Linked DNA regions of Homo sapiens: all the other regions are linked to region 1. The links are chromatin loops, found by intact Hi-C in ENCODE. Cell type or tissue: heart right ventricle. All regions are shown on one strand. Region 1 overlaps MTCH2 (mitochondrial carrier 2). Region 2 overlaps CELF1 (CUGBP Elav-like family member 1). Region 3 overlaps CELF1 (CUGBP Elav-like family member 1).

What was found. Peaks named below come from ENCODE experiments on the same cell type or tissue, not always from the same donor. Only the 100,000 strongest peaks of a DNase experiment are listed, where the experiment ranks them.
Region 2: a loop joins it to region 1, with 2.5 times the contacts of the local background. A loop is called at or near these places in 8 of 110 quality-filtered maps.
Region 3: it touches region 1 in a loop (2.7-fold over the local background); 11 of 110 quality-filtered maps call a loop at or near these places.

Annotation. Positions count from the first base shown.
Region 1 is chr11:47,613,086-47,621,085 of GRCh38, forward strand. MTCH2 (mitochondrial carrier 2) reads right to left here. Exons shown (of 13, transcript NM_014342.4): 13 at 4,232-5,834. The coding sequence ends at 5,748. Among named protein-coding and RNA genes, the nearest start is that of C1QTNF4, 23 kb to the left of the region's middle. RefSeq lists a silencer at 4,468-4,527. In heart right ventricle, a CTCF peak has its summit at 4,147 (motif pointing left); a DNase peak (open chromatin) is centred at 4,136; H3K27ac peaks cover 1,074 bases.
Region 2 is chr11:47,491,143-47,499,142 of GRCh38, forward strand. The region is part of intron 3 of CELF1 (CUGBP Elav-like family member 1); the gene reads right to left. Among named protein-coding and RNA genes, the nearest start is that of RAPSN, 46 kb to the left of the region's middle. In heart right ventricle, no CTCF peak of the experiment used is centred here; no DNase peak of the experiment used is centred here; H3K27ac peaks cover 1,064 bases.
Region 3 is chr11:47,471,708-47,479,707 of GRCh38, forward strand. CELF1 (CUGBP Elav-like family member 1) reads right to left here. Exons shown (of 15, transcript NM_001376376.1): 10 at 7,170-7,245; 11 at 5,590-5,718; 12 at 5,139-5,252; 13 at 3,629-3,814; 14 at 1,381-1,524; 15 at 1-650. The coding sequence ends at 523. Among named protein-coding and RNA genes, the nearest start is that of RAPSN, 27 kb to the left of the region's middle. In heart right ventricle, no CTCF peak of the experiment used is centred here; no DNase peak of the experiment used is centred here; H3K27ac peaks cover 738 bases.

The DNA.
Region 1 (8,000 bases):
TTAGTAGAGACAGGATCTCACTATGTTGTCTAGGCTGGTCTCAAACTCCAGAACTCAAGTGATCCTCCCACCTTAGCCTCCCAAAGTGCTGGGATTGGCTGGGCACAGTGTTTTTGAGACTGTCTCAAAAACAAACAAAACAAAACAAAACAAAAAAACACAAAATGCTGGGATTACAGGCATAAGCTACTGCACCCAGCACTTGTGACTTCTTTAGGAAAGCCTAAACAGAGCTCTGAAAAGGAGGTAAGACAAATATCTTTGTATTTAAAAAAACAAAAACAAAAATGCCAAAATAGAAACTACCATGCCACCTTGGGAGGCAGCCTGAATGAACCCATCCATTCTGCAAGGATGTTTTAGAAGCACCCAGTAGAGGTGCTGACACATAGATCAGTTTCAAGAAATGTTACCAGCCAAATGTCTTAGGAGTTCTACTACACTGAACTAATGGTACCTCTAGGAAGATTTCTTCTCTAGGAAGAAATCCTTGCCATACAGTAACTTAGCTTTTCATCTATATAAACCATCATAATAGTCTAGAAAAGTAATGGTGATCATTTCTATTTTCAGTTGTTTCCGCTATTTATAATTCTGCAGAGGCAAGATCTGTCTTTCCTTATTTAAGACCATTCTACTCTGTTGGGAGCTTGTTCACTGCTTTGACTACAAATGCAGGCCCACTTTCCTCAGATGGATGGCTTACATAACATTTGGTTTGGCTGGGCACAGTGGCTCATGCCTGTAATCACAGCACTTTGGGAGGCCCAGGCAGATCATTTGAGGTCAGGAGTTCAAGACCAGCCTAGCCAACATGGTGAAAGCCCGTCTCTACTAAAAATACAAAAAAATGAGCCGCGGGTGGTGACATGCACCTGTAATCCCAGCTACTTGGGAGAGTGAGAAACGAGAATTGCTTGAACCCAGGAGGTGGAGGTTGCAGTGAGCCGAGATCAGCCACTGCAAGACAGAGAGAGACCTTGTCTCAAAAACAAACAAACAAACAAACAAACACAAAAACACAATGTGGTTTACTGGCTACAATTTTAGCATTTTATAGCCTCCACGAAAGAATAAAAATGCCTCGACTGGCTTCATGTCCTGGAAGAATTATTAAGGAAAAAAAAAAACCTTGGAATTTGATAGACCCTGGTTTGAATTCAGCCCTGAAAATTCCTGACTATGATTTCGAGTGAGTTGCTTAATTAGAGTCTCACATAAAACGAGGATGCCTATCCTACCAAAAAATCATGACAATTAGAACTTCTACAACAGGCTTGGCAGTCACTACTAACCAATCTGTTCTCCTGTCTTGCTCCCTTATCTGCCACAGTACCTTAAAATGACCACCTACAATTACTACCACTTGACCAGCTAGTTTTTCTTTTTTCTTTTTTTTTGAGACGGAGTTTTGCTTGTTGCCCAGGCTGGAGTGCAATGGCACCATTTTTGCCCACTGCAACCTCCGCCTCCCACGTTGAGGCAATTCTCCTGCCTCAGCCTCTTTTTTTTCTTTGAGACAGTCTTGCTCTGTTGCCCAGGCCGGAGTACGTTGGCGCAACCTTGGCTCACTGCAACCTCCACCTCCTGGGTTTCAGCGATTCTCCTGCTTCAGTCTCCTAAGTAGCTGGAATTATAGGCATGCGCCTCCATACCTAATTTTTGTAATTTTAGTAGAGATGGGGTTTCACCATGTTAGCCAGGCTGGTCTCGAACTCCTGGCCTCAAGTGATCTGCCCACCTCGGCCTCCCAAAGTTCTGGGATTACAGGCGTGAGCCACCGCACCCAGTCTTTTATTTTAATATACATTTTAAAGGCTAAGTGAAGCAGTGGAAAGGGAGAAGGAAAAAAAAATCTGTTAACTGGTTGTGATCAACTAGTTGCAATACTGCTGCACTTAGACCAGCCACGACCCCACTAGCTTTTCTATAAAGCCCAGTGAGGCTTTTTTTTTTTTTTTTTTTTTTTTTTTTTTGGCTCTCAGTTGACACCTAGGCTGGAGTGCAGTGGTGCGACCATAGGTCAGTACAGCCTCAACCTCCCAGGACTCAACCAGTCGTCCCACTTCAGCCTCCTGTGTAGCTGGCACTACAGGTGCACACCACCAAGCCTGGCTAATTTTTAAATTTTTGTGTTGAGAAAAGGTCTCACTATATTATCCAAGCAGGCTGTTTTAGTTGGCCTGTTTTAAAGGACTAAATATATATTTTTCCCCCACAGATTTTCAAATCAGAGAGAAGTAATGCTCCTGCTGTATAAAACATGAACTTGGTGTTGGATGTAGTTTTTGTCAGTTAGTTTGTACTATCATTACATGCTCTGAAGGAGGGAGAGTTTGAAGGCACAGCCCTCTCACCCAGTTGGGACTCTCAGTGACTTCACAAAGAGATGGCACTAGAACTGAATCTGACAGTACAGAAACATGTCACTGGCAAGAGGGGGAGGACATTTCTAGAATAGGAAATTATAGTTAAGTCAAGGTATGCTGAGGTAACAGAGATGATGGAATATAGGGCTTATGTTGAATGTTTCTTTCATCCTAAGGTTGCTTTTTTTTTTTTTTGAGACAGAGTTTCACTCTTGTTGACCAGGCGGGAGTGCAGTGGGGCAATCTCAGCTCACTGCAACCTCCACCTTCCGATTTCAAGCGATTCTCCTGCCTCAGCCTCCTGAGTAGCTGGGATTACAGGTGCCCGCCACCACGCCTAATTTTTGTATTAGTAGAGACAGGGTTTCACCATGTTGGTCAGGCTGGTCTCAAATTCCTGACCTCATGATCCACCCGCCTCGGCCTCCCAAATTGCTGGGATTACTAAGGTTGCTTTTTTACCCTAGTATTTTTATAATGATCCCCCAAAGTTCCAGGAAACCCATACCTTCTTTATTTTTAAGATGCAGTTTCACTCTTGTTGCCTAGGCTGGAGTGCAATGGCACGATCTCAGCTTACCGCAACCTCCGCTTCCTGGGTTCAAGCGATTCTCATGCCTCAGCCTCCCAAGTAGCTGGGATTACAGGCATGTGCCACCACGCCCAGCTAATTTTCCTCCCTTTATTTCTTTAAAAAATAGAGACAGGGTTTTACCATGTTGCCCGGGCTGGTCTTGAGCTCCTGGACTCAAGTGATCCACTGCCCCCAGCCCACCCCACACTCTTCTTAAGTCAAGGTTTCAATGGTCACCACATACTCTAGAGGAACAGTTTGTGGCAACTTAGCTTGGTACCACAAAGGAAAACCAGTTTCACAAGTGGCTTACTAGAGAACCCCTACTTTTCTTTTTCTTTTTTTTAAGAGACAGAGTCTCACTCTGTCACCCAGTGGCACAATCTTGGGTCACTGCAACCTCCAGCTCCCAGGTTCAAGCGATTCTCCTGCCTCAGCCTCCTGAACTACAGGTGCGTGCCACCATGCCCGACTAATTTTTTTGTATTTTTAGTAGATATATTGGCCAGGCTGGTCTCCAACTCTTGGCCTCAAGTGATCCACCTGCCTCAGCCTCCCAAAGTGTTAGGATTACAGGTATGGGCCACCACAACCAGCCTAAGTTCATATTACTTACTGAGTTCATTATTTCTTGCATGTGTTTCTTTTTTTTTCTTTTTTTTTTTTTTAAGAGATGGGAGTTTCACTCTTGTTGCCCAGGCTGGAGTGCAATGGCGTGATCTCAGTTCATTGCAACCTCCACCTCCTGGGTTTCAAGAGATTCTCCTGCCTCAGCCTCCCGCATAGCTGGGATTACAGGCATGTGCCACCATGCCCGGCTAATTTTGTTATTTTTAGTAGAGACAGGGTTTCTTCATGTTGGTCAGGATGGTCTCGAATTCTCGACCTCAGGTGAACCACCTGCCTCGGCCTCCCAAAGTGCTGTGATTGCAGGCATGAGCCATTGCGCCCGGTCGCATGTGTTTCTTAATGGCACCTACCTGCATTTCCTAGCCCCTGAATATCTTTAGACTTTTATGTTAGTAGCTTATAGTAAGATATTATGGAGGATCATAGGTATAGGACTCTGACTAGACCTCTAGCTTGGATGCAGCAAGACTGAAACAGCTGGACTAGTATTTTGAGCAATCCTAGGCCTTGGAGAAATTTCTCAGCCACCCAACTTGCACAGGAAAAACTGAAGCCTTGGCGTCCTCTGGTGGTAGACTGGTTATCAGAGTCAGACATGCTTCTCAACTAGGAATAGGCAAGCATGAAAGTTCACAGAAGCCACAGGATAAACATGGCACATTTTCCCAGATCATCTTTACTTAAAGATTTTTTGGGAGAAAAAGGTAGGCAGCAAACATTTTTATATTAAAACAAATGCAGATAGTAATATTGAAATAGTATATAAAATTGACATTACTTTTTGAGACAAAGGAAGAGACATCAAAGACATTTTAAGCCGAGCTCCTCATGAGCTTCCTAAACCCCAGGGGAGGGAAGAGACCCCTGCATTCTCGTTCTGTCTAATATTATCAGTGGGGCTGTTTTGACAGAGAAGTCTCAGAAGCAGCGAATTAAGTGCTTACTCATTTGGCAATGTCCCAGTGAGTTATATAAATAAGTGAAACCACAGGCTTTCTCATTTTAGAGCATTTTAACCTGCTTTTTAGAAGGCCTGAGTAAACAGAAGCTTTATGCTTGAGTTGAATTTTATTTTCTCCCAAAGTGATTTTTTTCCTCCTATAAATGTTAACATGCTTAACTGAGGGTATGGCATGTGAGGTGGTCAGTGTCCTAAGACCCATGTCGACTTGGGTTGGCATTACCAGACATGGAGTTACAAATATACTTTCCAAGGCTGTCATCAGAAATGCAAAACTACTCACCTTCGGCAACAATAACAAAAAGGAAACAAAACAAAAAACTGAAGAACAAAAGATTATATATAATTAGAACTGTATGGTGTAATTTAAGCACTGGCAAATACTTGGCTCTTAAAGAAGGGGGTTACTCCTGCAGGATCTGCTTTTCATATTTTATGTGAAAACAAGAACTTCCTTTGAGGAAAAAAGTGCCATTATACTTCCTTTCCAAATCTTGCTTATTTTCTGTAATTGTCTTTTTCTTTGTTGTTGCTGACCCTTTATCTTATTTATTTTTTTTCAGGTAGCCTCTTGAACTAGAGTAGGCTCAGAGGCTCCCTGTAGGTGACATTTTATTACTTTGCAATAACAGACTGAAGGGGCAGATCCTCACACAGACTTTCTAGGGTAATGTAGCAATGTACTGTCCTTTTCTTGAAGTATGAGAGACAAGGTCAATGAAATGTGCTTAGAAGCATAATGGGAGTCAGATTCTGGTGCATGCTACTGACATTTTAGGGTCTACCCAAGAAAAAGTAATTCATAACCTCCCATATAGTTTAATTTAGTGATTTTGTTAAGTTTTACAAAATTATTTCTCATTTTTCTTGGAATTCTACTCTTCATTTTACAAAGCCTTAAATTGAGACTCAAAAATCACATGACAAAGTGCCTGTAGCTTCAGGAAAATACAACTTTTTTTCCCTTCTGGTTAAGTAAAATAAGAATTTGGAGCAAAAATATCCTAATTCAGAATAACTAAAGGGGGAGTATCAGTGGTAAGTTATGTTGTGCTGGAAAAAAGAACAAAAAAGGCAGACACCAAACACCTGAATTTTCCCAAGATTAAATGATTATTAAAAAAGCGCGCCACACTGTATAGAAATCAACATTCTCTCCCATAATTCTGTGCATCTGGGACTACAGAAATGTCACTGTCCCTGCCCCACATCTTCAAATTAACATTTTCAGGTCACAACAATAAGTCTTCCCAAAGGGGACCTTCCGGAAAAATAAGCTATTTCCTCGGCTCATATTCCCCTGGAAAACAAAACAAAACAAAACACAAATAATATCTAGCGAGATGAGATCAGCCAATCCAAATCAGCAGAGAGGTCCAATTGGGAGACGTGACTAAATCTAGGACAAAACTGGGACTATCACTACAGAACAAGGATTAGTATTCTCTGAAAGGCTGAGCTACTATGAACTAACTACAATTTCTCCTTATTAAGTTCTTACTCTGGGCAGACAGAACGCCCAGGTTGGATTCTGGCTTTGCCACTTTCCAGCTGGCTTAGCAAATGAGTCATGTAGAACAGTGCCTAACATTCAGTAAGTGCTAGCTTTCATTTATTTCTTTGTTTTTCTTTTTTGAGATGGAGTCTCGCTCTGTTGCCCAGGCTGTAGTGCAGTGGTGCAATCTCGGCTCACTGCAACCTCTGCCTCCCAGGTTCAAGCGATTCTCCTGCCTCAGCCTCCTAAGTAGCTGGGAAAGGAACGCGCCACCGTGCCTGGCTAATTTTTGTACTTTTAGTGGAGGTGGGGTTTCACCATATTGGCCAGGCTGGTCTCAAACTCCTGACCTCAAGTGATCCGCCTATCTTGGCCTCCCAAAAGTGCAGGGATTACGGGTGTGATCCACCATACCCGGCCTATTTATTTCTTAATGAAATGAAATCATGTTTCTAAGGACTACTTATAAAATCTTATAATCAAAGTAATAACAACCTGGACAACATAGTAAGACCCCATCTCTACAAGAAATTAAAAAATTAAAGGCCGGGTGTGATGGTTCACACCGGTAATCCTAGCACTTTGAGAGACCAAGGCAGGAGGATCACTTGAGCTCAGGAATTTGAGACCAGCCTGCACAACATGGCAAAACCCCGTTGCTACAAAAAATACAAAAAATTGGGCAGACATGGTGGCTCACGCCTGTAATCTCAGCACTTTGGGAGGCTGAGGCAGGCAGATCACCTGAGGTCAGGAGTTCGAGACCAGCCTGACTAACATAGTGAAACCCCATCTCTACTAAAAATACAAAAATTAGCCGGGCGTAGTGGCGGACACCTGTAATCCCAGCTACTCAGGAGGCTGAGGCAGGGGAATTGCTTGAACCTGGGAGGTGAAGGTTGCAGTGAGCCAAGATCGTGCTATTGCACTCTAGCCTGGATGACAGAGCAAGCCTCCGTCTCAAACAAAACAAAACAAAACAAAACAAAAAAACAAACAAACAAAAAACAAAAAACAGGGGTGAGGGGGGAGGGATAGCATTAGGAGATATACCTAATGCTAAATGATGAGTTAATGGGTGCAGCACACCAACACGGCACATGTATACATATGTAACAAACCTGCACGTTGTGCACATGTACCCTAAAACTTAAAAGTATAATAATAATAAAATTAAAAAAAACAAAAAACAAAAAACAAAAAAATGAGCTGGGCTTAGCGGTATGTGCCTGTAGTCCAAGCTACCTGGGATGCTGAGGTGGGACGATCACTTGAGCCAGAGACCTCAGCCAGGAGGCAGAGGTTGCAGTGAGCCAATACCATGCCACTGCACTCCAGCCTGGGTGACAGAGTGAGACCCTGTCTCAAAAACAAAACAAAACAAAAAAATTAACAGGACATGGTGGAAGCATGCCTGTAGTCCTAGCTACTTGGGAGGCTGAGGTAGGAGGATTGCTTTACCCCAGGAGTTTGAGGCTACAGTGAGTTGTGATGCCACCACTGCACACCAGCCTGGGCGACAGAGCTTGTCTCTAAAAAATAAAGAACCAAATAAGTAAATAAAAATAAAGTAATAATGTTCTGAGTGCAACTGAGTACACTCTGGAGTATAAATCTGAGCCTTCCCAAATATAGGCCATGTGACCTTGCATTATGTAATTGGCACTAAACTGCTCTAAGCCCCAGTTTCTTCATATGTGAAATGGGTGATTAAGAATGACACCTATTCTCACACAGCTGTTTTGAGGATTACATGAGCTGATGTAAGAAAAGCTCTTAGCATGATATCTGGTATACAGTAAATGCCCAATCAAGATTTGCTGTTGTTGTAAGCACCTACAGGAACAACTGTTCCTACTTTAAGTGTGTTTGACACCGTAATCCATTCTCTGTCTGCTTTCTTCCTATAACAGAGTGTTAGTCAGAAAAGGAAGGAAGGAAAGGCCATTTTTTCCATTTAAACAGGGACCA
Region 2 (8,000 bases), 120 kb before region 1:
ATGAGCCACCGTGCCCAGCCTATTTCTTTATTTTTTATTTGAGACAGATTCTCTCTGTTGCCCAGGCTGGAGTGCAGTGGCGTAATCTCAGCTCACTGCAACCTCCACCTCCCAGGTTCAAGTGATTCTCATGCCTCAGCCTCCTGAGTAGCTGGGATTACAGGTATGCGCCACCATGCCTGGCTAATTTTTGTATTTTTAGTAGAGCTGGGGTTTAGCCATGTTGGCCAGGCTGGTCTTGAACTGAGCTCAAGTGATCCACCTGCCTTGGCCTCCCAAGTGCTGGGATTACAGGCCTGAGCCACCGCACCCAGCCTTGAATCTTTTATAATTCAACACTTACAGGGGTTATTCTCACATCACCTTTGATGACTCTAGCACTATCTAAATTCAAAAGCTGTAAGACAAATGGAATATAGACCAATTCCTAACCCTATATCTGTGAAGGCTCCCCATATTCTTCCAGGTTAACTAATCAGCTACAATCCTAGGACTCCAACAGTACTAAATTTCCACCTTCGTTGTGGAAATTTTAGCATTAAAATTATGCTTAACACCTTTGAACATAATCGGGCTGTATCCACCTCTTCCCAATTAAACTGACAGCTCCTTGCAGGCAGAAACCATTTTATTTCCTGTTCATTCTTGTAAACACACTGGGTATAGTATCCGGTTCAAAGTAAGCACTCAAATGTGTGAAAGGAGAAATTCCTTAAGTTTCAACAGTCCCCATTTAACCAATTAGCTCTGATAAAATGAGTGCTATGCACAAAAACAGCACCCAAATTTAAGAGCAGCTATTATCTCCTATGATTATTTAATTGCCACAGGATTAATACGCCTTTTTCTTTTAAAGACATGGTCTCGCTCTGTTGCCCAGGCTGGAGTGCAGTGGCATGACCACAGCTAACTGCAGCCTCGACCTCCCAGGCTCAAGCGATTCTCCTACCTCAGCAATCCCAGTAGATGGAACTACGGGTGTGCGCCACCACATCTGGCTAGTTTTTAACATTTTTTTGTAGAGAGAGGGTCTCACTATGTTGCAAGGGCTGGTCTGAAACTCCTGGGCTCAAACGATTCTCCCACCTCAGCCTCCCAAAGTGCTGGGATTATAGGCATGGAACTACTGCGCCTGGCCTATTTTCTTTTGAGTGTTTCAGATGGCATCATTTTACTGGTTTTCCTGTAATCTGTTAATTTAAAATGTGTGGCAGGTCATGGCAAAAACATAATGTGACTGCTTTTAAATGCTTAATCCTAATGTTCCAACAGAAATCAGCTACCATGATGAAAAAAAGCCCTATGGCCAGGCATGGTGGCTCATGCCTGTAATCCTAGCAACTGTGGGAGGCCGAGGCAGGCAGATCACTTGAGGTCAGGAGTTCGAGACCACCCTGGCCAACATGGTAAACTCCGTCTCTACCAAAAAATACAAAGCAATTAGCTGGGTGTGGTGGCGTGCACCTGTAATCCCAGCTACTCGGGAGGCTAAGGCACAAGAATCGCTTGAACCTGGGAGGTGGAGGTTGCAGTGAGCTGAGACGGGGCCACTGCACTCCAGCCTGGGTGGCAGAGTGAGATCTTGTCTCCAGAAAAAAAAGGCAGCCCTATCACTAGTGAAACACTGGCTCCCTACAACCTGTCCCGACAACTTTAATTACCAGTTGTAATAGCATTTTACTAGAATGTTGCTAATCTTTCATTCTATTTCTATTCTAGAGTGGGTTAACAAAGAACCCCAATGGTGCCCAGAATACATTTTGATAAGGAAGCTGACAGCTATTTCTGAAAAGCAGTTTTATCAATCTGTATTACGGAGGCAACTGCTCCCAGATTGCCCCTTCCCTCTGTTGTTTGTGTGCCAATTCTGAACTTTTGCATCCTGTTTAGTGCTAAAGCATAAACACAAGTCAATATATGTAGATTACAGTTTACCCAAAAGTTTAGCAGGGACTCAAGATTCTAGAGAAATGTCATCCTTTGCTCTTCTTTAGCTCTCCAAATCCTTCTCTATTTTTCCAGGTCTACCTACACCATGAACCTCCCCTTCCCTGTTTATATACCAATTCAATAGCCAGAAGACTCCCATAGAGTAGCACTGTTCAAACTGTGGCCCAAGAGGCTGGGGACAGTGACTCACCTGAGGTCAGGAGTTTGAGACCAGCCTGAACAACACGGTGAAACCCCGTCCCTACTTAAAAAAAAAAAAAAAAAAATTAGCTGGGTGTAGTGGCACACACCTGTAGTCCCAGCTACTCAGGAGGCTGAAGCAGGAGAATCACTTGAACCCGGGAGGCGGAGACTACAGTGAGCCGAGATCGTGCCATTGTACTCCAGCCTGGGCGACAGAGCAAGACTCCATCTCAAAAAGAAAAAAAAAAAAAAAAAAAAAAGGGCGTGCACACACACAAGGTGTGGCCTAAGGACCAGGGGCAATCTTCAAACTTAACTCTTTGGAAATTTTTACAGAAATTAGACTGAGCAATTTTGTATTTGTTCAGTCTAGTAATAATAAATGTAAAATACAAGCTCATACCTTATTTTTTCCCCTACATCATTCTCATTGCATTTTACAAGGGAGTGGGGGTGGGGAGAGATATGGTCCCTTAACACAGCTTGAGAAGCACTACCAAGGTATAGCAACAACCCGCATGTATACCCGTGTGTATGTAATAAGCAGTCACAAACTTTCTCTGATATTGTGTCTGAAGAGAAACAACACTCTCCCTCTTCCACATATACTTCCAATATGCATGTTGTCATTATGATTAAAAGTAACCATTGTATTAAAAAAGCCATCTGGGTACACATCAGCTACCACATCATCCATTTACTCTTTGTATCATTAAATACATTCTCAAATTTGTACCTTACTTCCCCATTCAATGGAGAGTTATGTATATTTATCATCTCCATTCAAGAACCAGTGAATTCAGCAGTTCCCTGGAGAAGTATCTATAGTGTCCCTGTCATTCCTAAGAGGCAAGTCTATGGAAATTCCTATTTCCTGGGGCAGTACTGCCAGCCCTGACCTGGGAACAGGATAGAAGAAAGGCAAATCAGGGCCTGCAAGAATGTGAAGAGGAGGAAGATCAGAAAGTGGCAAGTGTTTTAGGGGAAAGGGATGAAACCTACCCCCTCTCTTTTTATGTTTCTACTACTGGCAGCAGAAGCAGTAATAGTAATACCTGAGGAGGTAGTTACTCTCATTGTTGCTTCTGCTGCCATTATTAAGAATGAGCAACTATGAAAATTCAGGACAAGAGGTTACTTCGTCTACCTTGATTTCTGCTGAAACATACTATGAGAAAATACAATAGGGATACAATTGGGAAGAGACACACGAGGGAACAAAAAAGAGCTGTTATTTTCAAAGTATGTATTTGTTCAAAATTCTTGAACACTCTCTTCTCTTTCTCCTTTCTTTTCCCCTCTCAAAATTTCCCCACCCCAGGCCTATCTCAGGGGCAGCACAAATGTTCTATTCCAAATTTTTCCCATCCTCTGGCCCCAAGTGACTAAACCATGTGGTGGGTCTTAACCCAATGGCAAGCTGATCCATTGGCTGGCCAGAAACTTAAGACCCTTGACCTATGCTTAAAACAAAAACGGGCCTGGCCAATCAAGCTCCTTTATAGCTGCACTGAGCAATACGATGATAGCCACTAGCCACAAGTGGCTATTTAAACTTAATTTAAAAAACTAAGTTCTTCAGTTGCACTTGCCACATGTGGCTAGTGGCTACTGTATGAGACAGAGACAGAACATTTTATAGTTGTTGTTGTTTTTGTAAAGACAGGGGTCTTGCTGTGAAACCCAGGCTGGTCTCGAACTCCTGGCCTCAAGGGATCCTTCCATCTCAGCCTGCCAAATGCTGGGATTATAGGCACGAGCCACTGCCCCCAGCTGCGATACAGAATATTTTCATCATCACAGAATGTTTTATTTGACAGCACTACTTTACAGAATCTGGAACTGGTTAACAGAAACAGGCAGTTAGTAGTGAAGTCAGAAGTGGAAAAGTTGCAACTAGAGATAGCATGGGTTAAATGGAGAAGCTCAAAGTGCTGTGGTCAAAAGACAATGGGTCATGCTACAACAAAGACCTTGAAAACATTATGCTAAGTAAAAGAAACCAGTCACAAAAGGCCACATAGTATATGTTACCATTTATATGAAATGCCCAGAACAGGCAAATCTACAGACAGAAAGTAGGTTGGTGGTTGCTTAGGAATGGGGATGGGGGAAGGGAGACATGGAGAAGAAGAGGGGAATGGTTGCTAATGGGTACAGGGTTTCTTTTAAGGGTGATGAAATGTTCTGCAATTAAATAGTGGAAATGGTTACACAACTCTGGAATATACTAAAAATCACTGAATTGCTCACTTTAAAGGGTAAACTTTATAGTATGTGAATTATGTCTCAATGTGAAGGGGAGGGAGAAGGGATCCGAAGAAAAGTCATGTTGCAACCAAAGTTATAAGGTAGTTAAGAGTAGAAAGGAGGTACATGTAGAGTGAGCAGTTATATATCCTGGAGTCAGAAAGATACACTTTCTAGGTCTTCTAGCTGCAGAGCTCCTGATTAGATTACAGTTCAGTCCACCTGTGTCCTTATAAGAAAGCCCTTTCATATATGCTAGCTTGAGTGGACATCTGTTCCTTGCAGCCAAACAAGACCTTCAAACGGGACCTGTTTAAAAATAATTCCTGAAACCTTTCATTATTTTTTCACTCCCCCTTTCTCATTACCTGTTGACTTCCCTTTAATTATACAAAAAGAAAAAATTCAGATACTTACCAATCCCTCCACCTCCCCAGCAGGCAAAAATACTTGTTGCATTCCAAACTTCTGCTACCACCCACCCTTATACAAGGTCCCTCTGGCTCACATACAGTGCTGTGGAAAAACTGGAACAGAAGTGCGTGAGAATAAAAAGGGCCCAGAAACACTGGCCTGAGTTACTTACCAGCTGCTCCCTAGTGAGAACAAGACAGAATAATACATTTATGCTGTGAGAAAGTTAATTTTCATTTGGATAAAGGTCAATCTTCCTATCATGTGGGGTGTTAGGTACTAGAAAAAGCTATCTCTAAGGACAATAAAGACAATAATAATTTAAAGTCACCATCCAACAACAGAATAGCTAACAATATGCTTTTAAAGGTTTTCAGCCTTCTTCCCTGAGGTATGGAGATAAGATCTGGAGATCTTATCTCTGCAATCATCTTTAATATCATTCATTCAACTGTAATTCCCAAGCTTTTGCTATGGTGCCAGATACTACACACTATAGGGCTCTGTAAGACTGAGCAATATGTGCCCTTGAGGCAATGTCACTGAAAAAGTAGAAGGGCACAACTATAATCCTCTACAAATCCTATAAAGGAATGTTTAAAAGTTCTATGAAAGAAGTGGCTAATATGATTTTACTTTATTTGGAGGAGGGGGAGGTGTGTGTGCAGAGATTTCAGCTGCATAGAGTAGGCAACTAGAAAAAGTGCTACGTGGCATGGAGGAAAGAGGCCTAAGGGTGATGAAGAAATGGTAAGGACTGAGGAGAGATGGGAAAAGTGGGATAACATCAGAAGGGAGAAAAAGGACTTGAGAAAGTTGTGGGCAGAGTACAGAAACAGAGAAGAGATCATACTAGAAAGCTGACTAAGAATAAAGAGGTAGGTCAGAGAGACCCAGTGAAGGGCTTTCCATGTTATAGACAGGTTTGGAGTTTATTCCAAGATTTTAGATTAAGTGAATGATCAGATCTGTCCTTTTAAAAGATACCTAAAAATAATCTGGAGGATGAAATAAGGCAGGGAACATGGAGATCAGAAGGCTCTTGCATAAACTAGTACCTAAGATTAGCACCCAGTCTCAGCCAATACTGAGGAATTTTGGGCCAGGATACACTAGGATCTGGAGTTCACTTGAACTCCAAGGAGGAGAGGAAGAGAAAGAAACTAACAACTCTTGGGTTCTAGTGAAGACAATATGGGAATTACTTTTTGTGGGGAAGTCTCTAGATGAAAAGTAATCAATGAGCAGTATTTAGAATAAAGTCTTAGACCTCAGAAGACATTTGGGGGAACAGAGATCTGAGAAGCAGAGAAGCACATCAGTGTCCCCTTAAGCAATGGGAGAATGAAAAGAAAAAAGTCTGGGACACAACTCATGAAAATATCCATATCTTAGGATGCAGGCAAAGTAGCACCAGTGGAAGCTTAAGAGTGATCAATGAAGAATCAAGAACATTGGCTAACCGTTCACTGACACTAGAGGCAGCCTGGTCTAGTGGGCAAAAATAAAAAGACCTTTACCTTTAAACTTGTACTTCAGGCCCAACACTGATTACTATTTGTCCTCAATCTCTCTCTCAACTGGGTTTCTCATGTTTAAAATCGGGGCAATGGCCTACGCCCAGGCACCCTTGCAAAGTTTTGGTGAAGATGGGTGACTAAAACAGATGCAAACGTACTTGGAAAAAATGTTGACAATCCATTCCCCGACTGACTCTGAGAATGACCTGTGTTAAGTCCACTAGCTCTCGAACTTTAGTGTGCACAAAAAAACATGCTGGACACTTGTTTCTAGAGTCTTGGGGGTCCTATTCTAGAATAAAAACATCTGAATTTTTAAGTTCCAGGTGACTTTCATGCAGTGGTCCATGGTCCAGATTTAATGGGATATTGAATGGGTCCAATCTCTTAAAAGATTAGAAAGCAGGCTGAGAAGAATGCTGTGTCAATGTTGGGTTGAACACCAGGCAGTGGCAAAGCACAGGAAGTATTACAATGAAAGACAATTTGAGCAACAGCCTTGTTTCTAAGGATCATAAATCCTGGGACATGGAAATATCCTTATTATGTATTAAATCTTTATCATGATATTCACTTTAATTTCACCTGTTACAGCTAAAATAAAATTTTAGTAGTAAAGAACTCTCATAAAAAGACATTTAAATTACCGTAATTTTGGAGACTACAGAGGAGGCATAAGATCCACTTCAAAAGAGTAAGACAGGCCAGGTGCCGAGGCAGCAGGATAGCTTGAGCCCAGGAGTTCAAGACCAGCCTGGGCAACACAGGGAGACCTCATATCTACAAAAAGTTTAAAAATTAGCCAGGTGGTGGTGCATGCCTGTGGTCCCAGCTACTTGGGAAGCGGAGGCGAGAGGACTGCTTGAGCCCAGGAGGTTGAGGCTACAGTGAACTGTGACTGTGCCACTGCACTCCAGCCTGGGCAACAAAGCAAGACCCTGTTTCAAAAACAGAGAGAGAAAGAGCTAACTTTGAGCCCTGCCCCCCAACTATTCCACAAAGAACTGTTTGGTATCTACTATTATCCACACCTGTTACATCTAATCCCAGGGTAGACTGATTTGCACATGGAGGCCTAACCTCAAAGACTTGCATTAACACTTGTTATCTAGAGAATATTCTACCATTTAATATTCTTGGCTTTGAATAACCTAAAGCTCATTTGCTGGAGGTTCCAAAATACTCTGAAGCCTGGTTACAGTGACTGAAATCAGGGGTTGGAAATGTGTCCTTCTCTACAAAGTCCAGAATTCAGGTTCCTAGCAGCTACAACTCAGGGTTAGGTTAGCATTTTGGCTGTGTACAACAGCAGTTCTTGGACAGTACTGCAAGCTAACAAGGTTTCTCACTCTCACAATTTATTTGGGCAAATTGCCAATCAAGATTGATCCAGTTTTGCTTTTTTTGGAGGGTAAAGGACAATTTGATGTTCCTAAAATCACGTGCTGAGCTGTATTTTCAATTAGACTCGGCGGGGGTGGGGGGAATCAAGGTCCAGGATTGCACTTTGTATGTTAATACAGAATGTTGTAGATGATACTAAACACACTGACTGTAGCTACCAGTCTTCTCTGTGATAGGAGACTAAGAATCCAGTAATTTAAAATAATAAAATACTTCCTTCCCAAAAGATTATTTGAAATTGCATGTCCAACCCAAAGCGACAATGCTACAGTTTAAAAA
Region 3 (8,000 bases), 140 kb before region 1:
TCTTCCCCAAAGCCGCTCTGCTCCCCACAGCTCCCAGGTGTCAGTTCTCATTCTACCCACCCTCACACTAAGAGAGGTTCTGGGGGTCACTTTTTTGTTCCACTCAGTCCTCTCTCTTGGGGTGGTTTGGGGCAAATCCTGATCATCGTCTGTGTTAAATGTTTCCCTGTCCCCCTTCCCCAGGGTGGTTTGGTGTTGGTCCTTCTCAACACACACTGGTTACAAACACAGCAAACTTTAAATAAAGGAGAAACAAAAACAAAAACAAAAAAAACCTCAGGATATGGCACCTAAACTCCAAAGTAAAACACTGGAAACCAAAGCACAAACTTGTCCTCTGTACGAAGCGAAACTCCCACAGAAGGCAGTAGCCGAGTCTTCAGGGCAAGCTGTGCCTGCGAGAGTGGCAGGGATCAGGGTCCAGGGCTGTCAACACACAGCCTCAGGGCTTCGAATCATTAAGGGTGCTCCTCCCCCACTTACCAGAAGACCCTCTCACTCCAGTCTCAGAGGGGAGCACGCTCAGTAGGGCTTGCTGTCATTCTTCGAACGTTTGAGCTGCACTTTAAGCCGCTTCATGCCAATCTGAAAGCCGTTCATGGACTGGATGGCAGCTTGGGCCGAAACAGGATTGTCGTAACTTACAAAACCTGTGTGTCCAAGCAGAAACCTAGGTGAGGGACATAATGAGGCAAGGAGATTCTCAGTCCTCCTTATGCAAGATACCTTATGTGCTTCATCTCAAATCCCAATTTTATTCAGCAGGGACAAGAAATCTGGACATTATGTCATACGAAATAAATTAGGTTCTTAATAGTACCACTTAACAGCTACATGGTAATTTAAAGGTTTTTTTCTTTTTCTTGAGACAGGGTCTTGCTCTGTCACCCAGGGTGGAGTACAGTGGTGTGACCATGGTTCACTGCAACCTTGGCCTCCTGGGCTCAGGTGATCCTCTCACCTCAGCCTCAAGTAGCTGGGAACACAGGTACACGCCACCACGTCTGACTAATTTTTTGTAGCCATGAGGTCTCACTCTGTTGCTCAGGCTGGTCTCGAACTCCTAGGCTCAAGCGATCCTCCTGCCTTGGCCTCCCCAAGTACTGGGACTTACAGGCACAAACCTGGACTGTTTAAAGGTTTTTTTGCAAACCATTTTCCATATATTATTTTTCTCTCTGGAGCAACAGTGTGGGTAGAAATCCTTACCTCCACTACAGCAATGAGAAACTGGGGCTCAAAAAGAGGTCATAATGACCTGCCCATGGCCAAGTTAAAACAACACCACAAACTCATATTCAGATCTTTCTGCAGTGAGCTCCTTCTTTCTCAGTGGTAAAATACTAATCCCATCCTGACACCAGAGAGAAGCCAACATACCAAAACACTTGCTCAGGTTTGTCTGCTTGTCTATGAAAACCTTGGCAGACACGACATTCCCAAAGGGCATAAACATCTGCAGCAGGTCCTGATCACCAAACTCCTGGGGCAGGTGGTAGATGAACAGGTTGGCTCCCTCTGGACCTTCAAAATACCCAGGAATTGGAAAAGTATCAGTGTCAAACATGCTCGTCGCCCTGCACCAGTGATCTTTCATTTCCACCTATGTTAAAACTGTCACAATCCCTAAAAACAGAGATTCATCTGGGGAACTAAACAGATTCTCTAAATACAAAGCAAGGAACCAAAGGCAAACATTAAAACAGATTCCTTCCCTCACATTCAGCCAAGCTCCATCTCATTGAGGATGTGAGAAATTCTACCCGCAGGAGGAGGAGTGTTGGGATAATAAAGCAGGCCGACTTGTGTGTGGAGCAGGAAAACAGAGACTGTAGGCTCAGAGAGGAACACAGAAGAGGAGGTGAAAAGGGGTTATAAACAAAACAGGTTTCCAAATAATGCCTAGAAACCACAGGGACAGCAAACAGATTGGTAGTTGCCAGATGCAGGGAATGACTACAAAGGGGCACGAGGGAATTTCTAGGGGTGATGGAAATGTTCCTAATCTGTGGTGATGGTTGCAGGACTAGGACTGTTTGTCAATACTCATATAGCTGTATGCCAAAATCAGTGAGTTTCATCATATGTAAATGGGAAAATAAGAAATTAGTTTTAAAAATGCACCCATGATTAACACTGAGCTTAAAAACAGAATATACATTCTTCATCTGACTATTTACACTCAATGATTTTCTTTTTTTTTCTTTCTTTTTTTTTGAGATAGAGGCTCACTCTGTTGCCCAGGTTGGAGTGCAGTGGCGTGAACTCAGGTCACTGCAACCTCCGCCTCCCGGGTTCAAGCAATTCTCCTGCCTCAGCCTCCCGAGTAGCTGGGATTACAGGCAGGCGCCACCATGCCTGGCGTATTTTTAGTAGCGATGGGGTTTCACCATGTTGGTCAGGCTGGTCTCGAACTCCTGATCTCATGATCTGCCTGCCTTGGCCTCTCAAAGTGCTGGGATTACAGGCGCGAGCCACTGCGCCCAGCCTACTCAATGATTTTCTAACCAAAAAGCTTTATTACAATTGCAGTCCAGCCATTCTCCAGCCACCCTGGCCTCCCTGTTTTTTTCAAACACATCAGGGAACATTGCTGCCTCAGGGCCTCTGTACTTGCTTTTCCTATGCCCCTGTTACTCTTCTTTCTCTAGATTCAGGCATGACTTGCTTCCTACTTCCTTCAGTTCTCTGCTTAAATGTCAATCTAGAGAGACATTCTCTGAGCATTCTGCATAAAATGCAGTGCCTCTGACACTCCCTATCTCTCTTCCCGGCTTGTCATTCTCCAGAGGATCATCTGAAACACCTCATGCTTTCATTTATTTATTGTCTGTCTCCACAGTCTCCACTAAAATATTGGTTCACGCTACATTCTCCTACTACCACATCCCTAGGGGATATAAGTGATTCACAGCAGGTGAGGAGAGATGAACCAGGACTTTCTGCTGTGACAAGAGGACACTCATCTTTTTCCTACATTAGTGCTTATACCAGCTCCTGGTTATAAAAACCCAGTCAAATCTGAGCACAGAGGTGTCAGCAGGACCTTCTATTCATGTAAGTCACCTTCAGGCCTCTTTCTGGCTAAAGAGTCTCTCCTATTTTTCTCCTAAATTGAATACCATTTGTGTCAAACGACATACTTCCCACTCCATCAACTCATGGGCCAAACTCTGTCCCATCACCCCTCAGTTTGTCTTCAATCAGGACAAACATCAATCAGAAAGTGAGGAAAATGCCAAATGATATAGCTAAAAGGGACACTGAAACAGAAGACATCCAGACAGAAGATCCTCTGATAGATTTGTAATCTGTAGAGAAGACCTCCTAACAGAAACATTCTTGTCAAATGTGTCAGACCCGATAAGGTCAGTGTCTGTTGCTTCATCTAAAAACTGCAGCCCCATCCCAAGAGGGCACACAGAGGTTCTGATTTGAGCCACATCCAGAAAACATTTAAAAAGCAGATCACACTTCACAGGGTTTCTCAGTCTACACTTGACACTGTCAAAGAAAAACAATGGTCTGACGACCTAACTGGTTCCCTCAGCCTTTGCTCTGCCTTTCCGTTCTGGTATAGGAGGAAAACCGCCCCCCATACCTGACCCCGATCTCCCTTTGCACTCACCTTCCTTCTGGCTTCCAGCAGCACCAATACTCTGCTGTGTCAGAAGATTCTGGTTGTACAGAGTGGGGAGCGCAGCAGCAGCATATTGCTGGATACCCGAGTAGGCCTGAGTGAGGGCCTCCATGGTGCTCCCGGTGCCATTGGAAAGGCCACTGCTGCCCAGGCCACCATTTAAAGCAGCCATTCCTTGGTTGGAGGAAGAGAAGGATTAATATACTAGAAAGACTAAACTGATGCCAAAGACAAGTCTACTTGGGACATCTAGAAGAGGGAAAACTCCAAAGTTCTCCCCTTTATCTCCCTCTTAGTTTCTCCCTGAGAAGAAACTATCTGACTGGCTAGATTTCAGGACATTCACCAGGCCTTGCTAATGGGGACATTAAGAAATGCCATACGCGGGTGTTGTGCTCCCCATTACCTTCATCCAATCTGTGGAATGAGAGCCTCCATTTTCTATCTGGCTATTCTGCCACTTTCTCATAATGAGCTAGAATGTCATAAAAGAAGAGGCCCAAGACTGCAAACTCAAAGGGGTACATGTGATTTCTGACAAGATGTGGGTGAACCCTACCATTAAAACAGCAACTAACAGGTACTAAGTACATTCTATGTGTCATCTACTGTACTATGCAATGTGCTCAGCAGCACTTTACCTATGTTCTAATTTTTTTTTTTTTTTTTGGAGACAGAGTCTCACTCTGTCACCTAGGTTGGAGTTCAGTGGTACAATCATAGCTCACTGCAGCCTCAAGCTCCCAGGCTCAAGCAATCCTCCCGGCCTCAGCCTCCCAAGTAGCTGGGACTACAGGCATGCACCACTACACCCAGATAATTTTTGTAGAGATGGAGTTCTCACTATGTTGCTCAGGCTGGTCTGGAACTTGTGACCTAGGGTGATCCCCTGCTTTGGCCTCCCAAACTGCTGGGACTATAGGTATGAGCCACTGTACCTGGCCTCATTTAATTTTTAACAATCCTTCAAAGTATTCTATTATTCCCACTTCAAAGATGAGAAAATGTCCTTAGAAAGGTGGTCCGAAGTTATAGCTAGCTAACGGACACAGGTGGGATTTAACTCAGGTCTGATTTAAAAATCCCATGCTTTTTTGAGACGGACTCTCGCTCTGTCACCCAGGCTGGAGTGCAGTGGCGCAATCTTGGCTCACTGCAACTTCTGCCTCCCCGGTTCATGCCATTCTCCTGCCTCAGCCTCCCAAGTAGCTAGGACTACAGGCGCCCGCCACCAGGCCCAGCTAATTTTTTTGTATTTTTAGGGGAGACGGGGTTTCACCGTGTTAGCCAGAATGGTCTCGATCTCCTGACCTCGTGATTCGCCCACCTTGACCTCCCAAAGTGCTGGGATTAGAGGTGTGAGCCACCACACCTGGCCCTCATGATTATTTTTAACTTCACTGGGCCACTGCAATCATTCCAGTGGTGCCCCTACCAGGGTTAAGATGTGCTACCTGCACAAAGAATAGTCTGATGACAGCCAGGTGCTGCCCCTTACCTGCCAAAGAGCCAACATTGAGGCCAGCCGTTGCTCCAGCTAATGTCTGCAGGGCTCCAAGTGAGGCTATGGGGTTGACAGAATTACTGCTGCTAGAGCTAGGTGAGGACCCTGCTATTAGAAAGCAAGGAGTTAAAATTCAACCCATCACTGGCATTCTCGCCAAATACAAGAAAAAGTGTCACTATCCAAGTATGCTATTTGTAAAGAGGTTTTCAGTTACTAATTCTAACAACTGTCCTTGCAGGACAGAGACAAATAATGGCCACAGCACATTGAAAATCAGGAAGATTTCTCTTAAGTACAAAAGATGACATTTGAAAATTTGTTGCTCATAATCTGACCTCTCTGGAAACAGGTGTTAACTATTTTCCCTCTCTGGACTCTGCCTTTAAACACAAAGCATCTGTCCAAGGCACATAATGGCACACTGGGTCATCCTCATGCTTACCTGAACTAGTGAGCACGCTGAGGGGACTGCTGGATGTAGTGAGAGCATTGGTACCACTTGGTGTGTTCTGAGCTGCACTAGCTGCAGCAGCTAGTGCAGCCAAATTCTGTAACTGCATTGCATTCAACCCTACAACATCCAAAGCAAGAGATTAGCCAGCAGATAAGGGTGCTTCATATCCATTCCAGCAATGACAAGCACACACTGGCAGAGGGCTGGTCCCTGACAAAGAGGAACTGTTCTAGATAAGCCTTACAAACAACATTACAGGGCTCCAAAAATGATTCATGTATCACTCATTAAGAAACTTGAAATCATTTCCTCAGAGAAGAGATGGCTAATCCAATAGCATACCATGCCAAGTGTACATTAATAAAGGTGTGGGCAATTAGGAAACCAAGAAAAACTGCCTACCATAGGGCCAGGAGCACAGGAGAACAATGCCAAAACCTACAGCACAGAATGGGACTGCATCCAGGCCCCTCACTCACACTTTACAGGGGATTCGCTCTCTGTAATAGAGGGGAACACGCAGAAAACATGGCAGATGCAGAAGGCCCAGGAGCAAACAAGGGAGAACACAGCAGAGCAGCAATGACACAAAGAATAAAGACACTGTCACTTGAATAGCAGATTCATCACCAGAAAGAGGAGAGAGGAAAAATCACTGAGTGAAAGACTTCCAAGTAGAGCCCAGACAACACAGTTGAAAGGGGAAGAAGGAATCTAAACTGTGCTGTCGCTGCTGCAAACCATTTACTAGACAATGGAAAGATGGATGGGGTGAGGGGTGGGGGGAGTGGAAAGAGTAAACGAGAATTAAAATACAATACAGATTACAATCTAGCAACTTTCCAAAAATATAGCCAACTATAATTTCCTGAGACAAAGTGAATGACTATCAAAAATTTTCAAAGAGCAAAATGCAGTTCACTGAAAACTATGCCTTTCTCAAATGCACATTTGGCCTAGCCTAAATCCAATGCAGAGGGTGTAGGCACAGGCAGCTTTGAAGCTGTCCCATGCCCTACCCCCAACCGACTCCTGATGGGCCCTAGCTCAGGTTTGTTGTGGCACTCCATTTAAGTTTTCTGTGTACGATAATAGCAACAACAAAATAGGAATTCACCTAAGAAACAAGAAGATACACAGGTAAACCAAATGCCTGGGTTCTAGAAGCTTCAAGGTAGGGCATTTGCATGGAAGCCATCTTTGGCTTTTCTGCAGTCACTGGAAAAGTCACTTTATAATGGAAATAAAGAGTTCTTGCAATTTTTTCCCCTTATCAGAGAACAGCCTCAGTCTATAGGAGCTAAACAGCCCTTTTCCATATTCTTCTTCAACAGTGACCTAAAAGGTTAGGAGGCACCAGATAACGTCAGAGCAATGTGGCATCAACTAGCCATAGAGCCACTGTATAGAGACAAGAAAATTGAGTCCTGGGATGTTTATCCTAGGTCAGGTTTACATAATAAGCAAAAAAATGTTTTCACAGAAACGATGCCAAACTCCCAAGACTGTTGTTAGCTGGGTCTGCTGGCCTGGGTGCTGCTGCTCCTCTGCAGCAGTGAAACACTTACCTCCCATTGGGTGGAGGCTGCTCAGGGTGTTGAGGTTCCCAGAGGAGGCAGTCTGCTGAAGGAGCTGCAAATAAAGCTAGACATTACACCAAAAAACAGAACAAGAGTGAGAGTGAGGGCTGGTTCTGCATCTGGGATAACTCTACAGCACAGCAAAGCGAGAGTGCAGAGGCCCCCAGAGAGAAGAAAGTCAAAGACAAGAACCCAAGCCAACACAACAGAAACATGAGGCTTATGACAGCACAGGACAAAAAAAAAACACAGCTAAAGCACTGGCCCAGAAGATAGTATGTTCACTGAATACTGAGCCAAGCTCAAGTCCCTGGGCAGCAGAATTCAGCACAGCAAAGGACAGAACTACAGCAGGATAATAAGCTAAACTTGAGGAGCTACGCAGTCAACTGTGATTATTGTCTGCGAATGAATGAATGCCATTTCCAGCTACCCTCTCCCAAGTTCTCCTTAGTTAGGTCCACACATCTCACTCTGCAGATTGTTTCCATCTGGATACTCAATTTCTACTTCACACAACTATTTTAAATATCAAATCTAAACATTTCATAGTATTTCTTGGAGTTACCCTTTATTGGTCACAATGGACCACATGACTAATAATCACTCCAGCTACACATCTATCCAACCTTATTTACTTCCTCCCCTCCAAACTGGTCTTCCCTGTTGCAGATGACCAAATGACTGATGGATTAGTCTATACCAGGTTCAGAGTACGTTCTCCTTCAATGATGGTCCCATGACAAATAAAGTAAGAGGGCCTGTCCCTGAGTTTGTGGCATTAGTTTACTTTGTATATTGGCAAACCACAACCTTCAT